Regions from separate parts of the Homo sapiens genome. Here region 1 is linked to region 2. A link is a contact called in ENCODE Hi-C or POLR2A ChIA-PET data. All regions are on one chromosome and are shown on one strand. The core of a region is the stretch at or near the end of the contact, and the rest is flanking DNA. Distances in the headings are between cores, read along the strand shown. Region 1 overlaps FOXP1 (forkhead box P1). Region 2 overlaps FOXP1 (forkhead box P1).

Region 1 (4,378 bases), core at 1,052-3,551, 80 kb before region 2:
CCCTTCATTATAAAAGAAAATGCAGGCACAGGTTTAAAAAATGTATGTTGTGGGGACAGATGACAGATTACTGTTCATGGAACTCAATTTTACAACCCCAGGTATCACTGGCTCAAAGACAAACAGAGTTGATCAACCTTTTTTTGTCCTTGTACATCCATACCCAGGTGACCATGTTCAAGCAAGCAGAAAGTTGATTTAAACCTCATAATGACATCAGTTTTAAGCCATCATCTCTCTGATAAAAAAAAATTGTGTTCTAGTCCAACATGACTGAATTCTCTAGCCACTTGAGGTGAGGGAGTGGGGGGACAAAACCAACCTCCTGATTCAGAGAGATGGAAATAACACTGGTAGTTCACTTTACTGCAAGAACCTGACACCAGAAATATTTATATTTACATTTATGCCATCTTGGGCACACACAGAGGCACCCCTTAGATTTCAAATATGCTTCTTCCTAATGCTGCAGGGGCTAATAGTTATAGCAGACTGCTAAGCCTATCAATCAATGCCATGACTAGTGAATTACCTACCAGTGTCTCTGATATGTTACTGCAGAGATTACACTTCATGCATCACCACATTCATTTCTTTCACATTACACATGAGCTTGTCTTGTCACTGCCCAATTGCCCTCTTTTGGACAGCTTAACTGATGTACTATAACAATGAACCTTAGTGAGCAAACTTGATGAGAGAGGTTGGAGCTCAAGTCCGGTAGGTGTGTCAGAACAGCCTGCCATATTTCCAACAATAAACCCAAAGGTGTAATTAACACACGCTATGACATTCTGCAAGCACAAAAATGCATTAACTGATGTACATATATATATTCTTTCTTTTCTCCTTGTATTGCTCAGTTACGACATCTTCTATTTTGACAATGGAGATGCTGAGTATGTATCAAGCAGCTGAGCAGTCATGGCAGAAAGGAGTGGAGGGGCAAGAGAGAAGTTAAGAGGAAAAAGCCCTGGTCTCGATACTAAAAACAAAATCAGCCTCATAAGGGACAGAAGTTGGGTGTGGTGGACTCAAGGGAAAAGATTCAAATGCAGACATGCTTCCCTGACTTCACTTGACACCAAAAGTTACCAAACAAATGGCCATGCTTTAAGCAACACGAAGGAGTTTCCACATTTTTAACCTTCTTTAGAAGGCAACTGAATCCAAGACAGCAGTGGCTTTAGCTATCAGCCTTTAAGGTACATATAAACCAACATCCAAATCTACTAGAGTTCAAAGAACTGCTGCCCTTGAGGAGGCAACTCAAATCTGCCCTACCATGCATAGATGGAGGAATTGTGTTTCAAAACACAGGCATGGCACTTTCTACTTTCTCTTTCCTTCCTGCCTGCCTGTCCGCCCTCCCTCCCTCTTGACATCCCTTCCTCCTTCCCTCCCACCTTCCTTTCTAGTTCTGAATAATCCATCTGCTTTCACATTACATATGTGAAAGTCAGAGTTGCTTAAACCAAGAGGATGTCCTAAAAACACCTAGAGTTCCCATTTGTTTCTGATGTCCATCACCCTTGGGATAAAATGTCAGTGGGCTTTGTAAAAGAAATTTACTAAATGTATAAAATCTTACTTTTCATGTGATCTCAGTTGTTGAGGAACTGGAGATGGAAGTGGTACCTGTTCTGATGAGTGTAGAACTAATTTGCTCAAAAATCAACAGATGAATGCAAAAAGAAAAAAAAAGGAAACTAAACAAAGTTTTCCTTTTTATAAGAGAAAGTGGTTGATTTCTATCGTTTACAGAAAAATAAACCTGAATTTATCCCTAGATATTAAAACATGGCATTTATAAAGCATTACTAAGATTTAAAATAGCACATGTTACATGGTATAAAATGTCTTAAATGAATAATAAAAGCCCTCAGGAAAATTCCTTTGTGGTTCCAAACAGAAACACTGCAAGAGTCCATTAAAATGCTCAGTAAGTGAAAAGTAGCGCCTCATTCTCTTACTCCAAGAGTGTCCAACAGTGGGATTGCTCTGTTACAGCTAAGCCTTCAGACCACCCTGAGACTTCATTTTGGCATCAACAAGCATTTCACCTTCTACATGGGTCCATCATTATCCCACTCCACTTTTCTTAAAAGAATCTATGTGCATGTTTTGATGGACAATGTCCTTAACAAATATACCAAGAGACAACCCACCACCTCCACCCAAAGTCTTCACAGAGCTATGCCTTCTGTAAAATCAACGCATACCTTGAGCAAGAGGTTGAAGGGGAAGGGCAGGCTGCCCGGGCTGAATTGTCAGAAGGCCTTGGCGCTGCAAAGACAGGAGGTGCTGCTGCTGTAACTGCTGCATCTGTAAAAGCTGCTGCTGAAAAGCCAACTGCTGGGTAGCCACCTGCTGTTGCTGTAAGAAATCAGGAAGAAAAAATGAGATGGCCACTTCCCAAGGAAGGTTAAAAGTATGGACACTTCAAAACTCACCATCATCATCAAATGCTGAGAATGGTCACTGGAGCTCAGTGGAGGGCTCCGTGTCAAGGTTTAAAAGGGACAAAGCATACCTCCTCTGAGGAGGGGTGGGGAGATGAGCGTGTTATCTTTCTACTGCCCGCTCCCATAAACACATAATTCGTCCATCAAGCCAGCTTTCCCCCCAGTTTGAAAGGTCTGAGTTTTGTCATCAAGATGTAAACTTTTAGACTTTGAAATTTTTAATTATGCACACTAGAGAGAAGACTGCATCACTCTAGTCTGAAGGGGTCTGAACCCCGAACCTTTGAGGTGTAAAAGAACAAGTTGCCTCCCTCCCTGCCTGCACCGGCAGAAGCTTTTAACTACTCTGTTTATCACTTCTGACATAAATAAATGAGAAAAAATCAGACCTTTGAAGAAGAAAAACTTCATCTAATATTGTTAATTAGCCATGACAAACGATGAAATAACATTGTAAATCTTTCACAGAAACAGCCACTAGATTTTAATTACACACATTCATAATTTAGCAAACAACATCGTACTCGACTGTGAGTTTAACATGAACGACAGTCTAAGCTTCAGATGCCTTAACATGGCTTTAGTCTCAGAAACTCCCAGGTCTGGTGGCTTGTCCTGCTTCCCCCATCTGCTTTGTTCTTGAAAAGAAGGGGCTTTACGATATGATAAATATCTTTTTGTTGATTGGACAATGACAGGAGGAAAACTTTTGTTGTGTAAAACATCAATACATCATTCCTGTGTTTAGCAGGCCTTGCTTCAGCCAAAAAAATTAATGTAGATTTCCTCAGTAATTATCTGAGTGATAGAAAGATAATACAGTGCAGTAGTACAATAAATAGAAGGAAATTATCTAATATCCTTAATCTGCTAGCAATCGTATCGAGGTGGAGGTCTTAGCCACATTATGGCTAACAATTATAAAAGGAAAACTAACCCTTCCCAAACTGTAGCAAAAAAAAAAGAAAAGTTTCTTCAAGAAAAGAACAAGATCAGTGTTCCTAATTCTGAGTATGATTCAAAAGATCAGAGAGACTTTTACAACTAAAAGGACTATCCAAGCCCTTTCAGAGCTTACATGTTCTGGCTAATAACTATACTTTACAAACAACTGCATTCACTTAACCTAACACATGACCTTGATCTGATACATCCATAAAATGGTATGTATATCAAGACCTTCTGATGCAAAGTTCAAAGAAAGAGAAAAATGGTGGTTTCCTTTCGGTCTTCATGTAGTTTATTTTACAGTAAAAACCATCATTCTCATATTAGCAACCAATTTCAGACTTACTACCATGCCACTGAGAAAGTTAATTGAGTTTCACTCCAAAAAACAAATTCTATACCACTAACAACAAAAATTTAAATAAATTTAAATGAAAAGCCAGTGTTTTCATTTTAAGAACAGCATGCATAAAATGATCCAATTGTTTTCACCCCTTCCCAAGTTATCACATTAATGTAAAACCCAGTGATAGTTATATTCATGTCAAAACGATTTTTTCACTTCTTCAACAGATATTAACTCACAACATTACAAAAAAAAGGGAAGAGAAAAAAACAACATTGACACAATAAAAGATCAGGGAATTAGCTTTTCTGAAAGCAGACTATAATGGGGGGGGTACAGCTGGAGGTGGGGGAGGGTGTTTCCTGCCTTACTGTAAATGAAATGTTTAAAAATTTTGTATTTATGTAAAATGACTGATGCCTTTTCTGTTGTCTCTGTGGCCATCCCTAGGAAAAAGCTCATGAAAGCTGTCTACGTTTGAAAAGCCAGGATATAAAAGTATACAAGGCCCATTGTCCAAAGAAAGAATTTAAAAGCAACACCGGTTGCCAAACTGCGCTCCCCACCCAGTTACCAAACACAGGATACGGGTCCATTTGTTTACTTCTCACAATTGAAT
Region 2 (4,443 bases), core at 1,635-4,134:
TGATACTTATAATACAGCATGATGTATGCAAGTGTGTGGTGCACATATTATGTTTGTGGTTACTTTAACTTGTAGATCATAAACTGTGTGTCAAAAAAAAAAAGAAAAAAAAAAGAGAAACATAAGACCAGAGAGGATAAATTATAAAGATTATGTGACATGTGTAGGTAAAGTCCTTAGCACAGCACCTGAAACATGATAGTTATTCAGTAAATGGAAACTAAAACTATTATTATATCTATAACACACTGCCCCCAGGCATAAGAGAATATATTTTCTCAATGGAAAGCAAAGATTCCTTTCTCCCAGTGATCTCAAACCATTGGTCGTCCTCTTTACAGAAACACTAAGAAAAGTTGCAGCATCCTCTCTTGAACCCAAAGGGATCTAAGGCAGTCAACTTTAATTGTACAAAAAGCAAACTGAGGACAAGAGGGGTACATGGTTTATCTGCAGTTACACAGATGACATGCAGGTGAGAATCCTGGCTCTTTCCAATGGCAAATGTACTTGAGCAACTATGACTCTGACTCTTACCAAACATTCACCCATGCCTTGCCAATTCTCAATGCAGGAATGGCTGCCTAAGAGGCCAAATATTGAGCTAGGGGGAGATGATGATACTGGTGGTGATACTATCAATGAAGAAAATGGTAACTAACACTGAATCCCAACTACGATTGGTTCTAAATTACTTTATATAAACAGAAAGTTTATGTAATGTGGTCAAGGTCACGCAGCCTGGATAGAATCCCTTCACTGTATTCAAGAACGACATACACACAAAAAGTCCACTAATCCATAGACGTATGGATTTGGAGTTCTTCCATTCACCTGGAACTAGAACTACTTGCTTGACATGACCGATTAAAAAAAATTAGACACGTATAGAAAAATATATTCGGTTAATCTAAACCACACAAAAAGGTAACTTTGTAATGAACTTTAGAAAGATTACATCTTATGGAGGCAAAGAAATACAGATTTGATTGGTTTGGTTGAGGAATTAGTAACTCTTTAAGAGGGAATCTGAAAAAAACTTTGGTCATCTGATACACAGTTGTGCTCACAGAGTTGTGCTCAAAAAGTGACAATGATCTTTTGAACTTCCAGTAACCATGGTTTAGCATAAGATGGAACTTGAGTCTCCAGGCATGAAGAAGTAAGGATTCTCTGGGAATATGGGGGAATTACTGACCCTGAGAGAATAACAGAAATTACAAAGAAATAGAAGTTTGCTTTGAAAAACATTAATGTATGTCCACAGAAGCAGCATACATAGTGGTTGAATGCACACCAATCACTGTGTCTGGATTTGAAGCCCAATTCTACCATTCGCTAGCTGTGTGACCTGAGACAAGTTACTTAACCTCTCTGTGTCTTAGTTTCTTCTTCAATAAGAATGGGAGGAACTGAAAGTACCTATGTCAAATTGATACATGTAAAGTGCATAGTCTAGAGCCTCACACTCAATAAGTAACAAGTGATTTTGAAAAGTGCTGTATAACTATAGATTATGAAAGTAATAACTTCATGGTAGAAGATATGTAAAATGTATACATGAATTGGGAGAAAAATAAAAAATATGACACCATCACCTGCAATGACACATTGTCAGCATTTGGGGATATGATTAAGAAAAGAAATTTTTGGCCGGGCGTGGTGGCTCACACCTGTAATCCCAGCAATTTGGGAGGCCAAGGCGGGCGGATCACCAGGTCAGGAGATCGAGACCATACTGGCTAACACAGCGAAACCCCGTCTCTATTAAAAATACAAAAAAAAAAATTAGCCAGGCGTGGTGGCAGGCGCCTGTAGTCCCAGCTACTCTGGAGGCTAGGGCCAGAGAATGGCGTGAACCCGGAAGGCAGAGCTTGCAGTGAGCCGAGATGACACTACTGTACTCTAGCCTGGGCCACAGAGTGAGACTCTGTCTCAAAAAAATAATCAAATAAATAAAAATAAAAAGAAAAGAAAAGAAATTTTCTTGGGCCAAGCACTGTGGCTCACGCCTGTAATCCCAGCACTTTGGGAGGCCGAGGCAGGGAGACCGCTTGAGCCCAGGAGTTGGAGACCAGCCCAGGCAACATGGCAAAACTCCGTCTCTACTAAAAATACAAAAATTAGCCAGGTGTGATGGTGCACACCTGTAGTCCCAGCTACTTAGGAGGACGATGCATGAGAATCCCTTGAACCCGTGAGATGGAGGCTGCAGTCGGCTGAGATAGCACCACTGTACCCCAGACTGGGTTACAGAGCAAGACTCTGTCTCAAAGAAAAAAACGAAACAAACAAACCAAAAAGAAAAAAAAAAACAAACAAAAAAAAAAAACAAAAACAAAAAAAAAAAGAAAGAAGAAAAAAGAAAAGAATATTTCTTAAGCAAAAACTGGAATCATTTTGTATGGTCTTTTGAAAATTACATTTTGAAATTAAAAGCACATTTTGAGTAGAGATTTTTTTTTCAAATCTAATTTCTATATTCAGGTTCCAACAAACAAACAGCTTCAGGAGCCAAACAACCCAGGCACCTCCACCCTACTGTGGAGTTTTCTGGAAAAGCTTTCAACGAAGGAGTCTGAACAGTAAATGGCACTTGTCTAATTTTTACACTGTGCTTTAGAAACCCAGGAAGGAGGCCCACGGCACTCCAGAATTGAAGAATCACACAGTACCATACCAGGTTAACAGCAGGTTTCAATTCTTTTGCCCCCAAAGCATGAAACTACAGAGCAACCGCTGACTTAACTTTGCAGCGCCCATAAGCAGTACTGTATCTGTTTCTTCACAAAGAACAAACTTGACTTGATTTTTGTGGAAGTTAAATTGCCAACATCATATTGAGTTAAAGAGAAACAAAACAAAAATCAGAAGTTTCAGCCCATGCTGTATCTTTAAAAAAAATACATCCTTTGACCCTAAATAGATTAAAATAAAGAACGATTAGTCTTCACCACCTCCTCCCTCCCCCAACCATCAACATCATGCACTAGCTATATTTTCCAGGCCAGTTTCTTCATGGTAAAACACTTTCTCATGAGACTGCCTGTGGTCAGGGCTGACTATGTCACAGGAAAAAATGCTTCTCATGATCTCTAGATCACAGCGCTTCCAGGTCTAGCCTGAGCATTAAATACAGACACACCCGGAAATTGTAAATGATTTTAACAACAGGACATTTTCCCACCTCAAAACTGGGATAATCTTTGCAGCCTACCTATGTCCCTGGGGTGTTCTGAGTATTAACAAGTTAGCATTAGTCAGGCACTTTGATTTCTACAGACAAAGGGCTCCGTATAAATACAAAGTATGATTATCCAACCCAACTGCCTTTTGGAGAGAGGCGGAAAGGCCACTGCTTCCATCCTTGTCTTCTCAAGGGCAAAGCAACCTCCTAGTTATCTGCAGGGCAATACTCATGAAAGTTGCACTGTATCTGAGCCTCTGCTGCACCGTTCCCTTATATAGTCAAGGAAGAGGGAATCCCTTCTGTGTGCATATTTTCAATTCACATTCCAAAACAGTATAGGCAATGAAACAGATTTTCAGTTGTGATTTATAGGTCTTGATACGACTGGGCCAGGCACTGTGCTAGAATCACGCACATCACTTCTTCAGGATGTGGAGAAGTAAGGAAGCCCCTACAGAAAATCATGTTCCGGTATTTAAAGAATGTGCCAGTATGCGCACATATATCAGTGAATGCCTACATATTAAGAATGATTTCACAAAGCCATGCAAACCCCACTTGAGAACTAAAAAAAAAAAAAACGCAAATTTTAAATCTAAATTTAATATAGATTTGAGCCTTTCCCTTGGCCTCTGGAGGAATCAATTTGAGATAATGACAGCCTTGAAGATAATGAAATGGGTTACATAATATTAAAGACTAGAAGGTATTTCTGAGGGACACAGACATATAAGTAGACTCTCTGTATTACAGCACCTGCCTAACATCTTTAAAGAGAGGGGCAAAATGTTGGCCTCTGATAAATTACGTTGTACCCTAGCCACAGACACTATGGTATACTTTCCTTTAGTTGAGCTATTCATGTTTAGCTTTAAACATCAGAATATAGCCTTCGACAAAACGGTAAGAGTCACTGGTTTGTCCAATGGTATTATTATTTAAAACACACACACATACACCACACAGTCGAACTACTGAGGCAGACATTCCTAAGTGAACTGTCTAGAAAAAGCTAAATTAATGAACCAAGTAATCCTGGGAAATCCTGTCCCATAAAACCATTAGTTGCAATAGGCTAATTCTCAATAAAAAGCCTGGCAAATTCTCAGAAGGCAAAAAGCCTCCTGAGCCTTAAGGGTTAACTCACTTGCCTTAAAAAAAAAAAGACACATATAATTTCCTTTTATCATAAGACAATGCATTTATTATTTTCTGTATATCTGTTAAAGGGCATGGCTTTCGGAGTGGAAAAC

The links. A loop is a pair of places that touch in the nucleus more often than their neighbours do. ChIA-PET counts read pairs that join two places held with the same protein, here RNA polymerase II (POLR2A). Pooled maps may share reads with other maps.
Region 1: a pooled map shows a loop between it and region 2 (2.6-fold over the local background). The contact joins two enhancer-like sites. A Hi-C loop is called at or near these places in 3 of 168 maps with a recorded cell type or tissue (PC-3, Right ventricle myocardium inferior and heart right ventricle) and 5 of 50 pooled maps. POLR2A ChIA-PET finds 5 or more read pairs at or near these places in 8 of 52 experiments (A549, CD4-positive, alpha-beta T cell, Panc1 and 4 more).

Annotation. Positions count from the first base shown.
Region 1 is chr3:71,044,720-71,049,097 of GRCh38, forward strand. FOXP1 (forkhead box P1) reads right to left here. Exons shown (of 21, transcript NM_001349338.3): 10 at 2,223-2,376. Among named protein-coding and RNA genes, the nearest start is that of FOXP1-AS1, 240 kb to the right of the region's middle. Within about 2 kb of position 2,302, at least 4 of the 41 ENCODE cell types and tissues checked have a DNase peak (open chromatin) inside an H3K27ac peak, as active enhancers do.
Region 2 is chr3:71,124,552-71,128,994 of GRCh38, forward strand. The region is part of intron 6 of FOXP1 (forkhead box P1); the gene reads right to left. Among named protein-coding and RNA genes, the nearest start is that of FOXP1-AS1, 160 kb to the right of the region's middle. Within about 2 kb of position 2,885, at least 10 of the 41 ENCODE cell types and tissues checked have a DNase peak (open chromatin) inside an H3K27ac peak, as active enhancers do.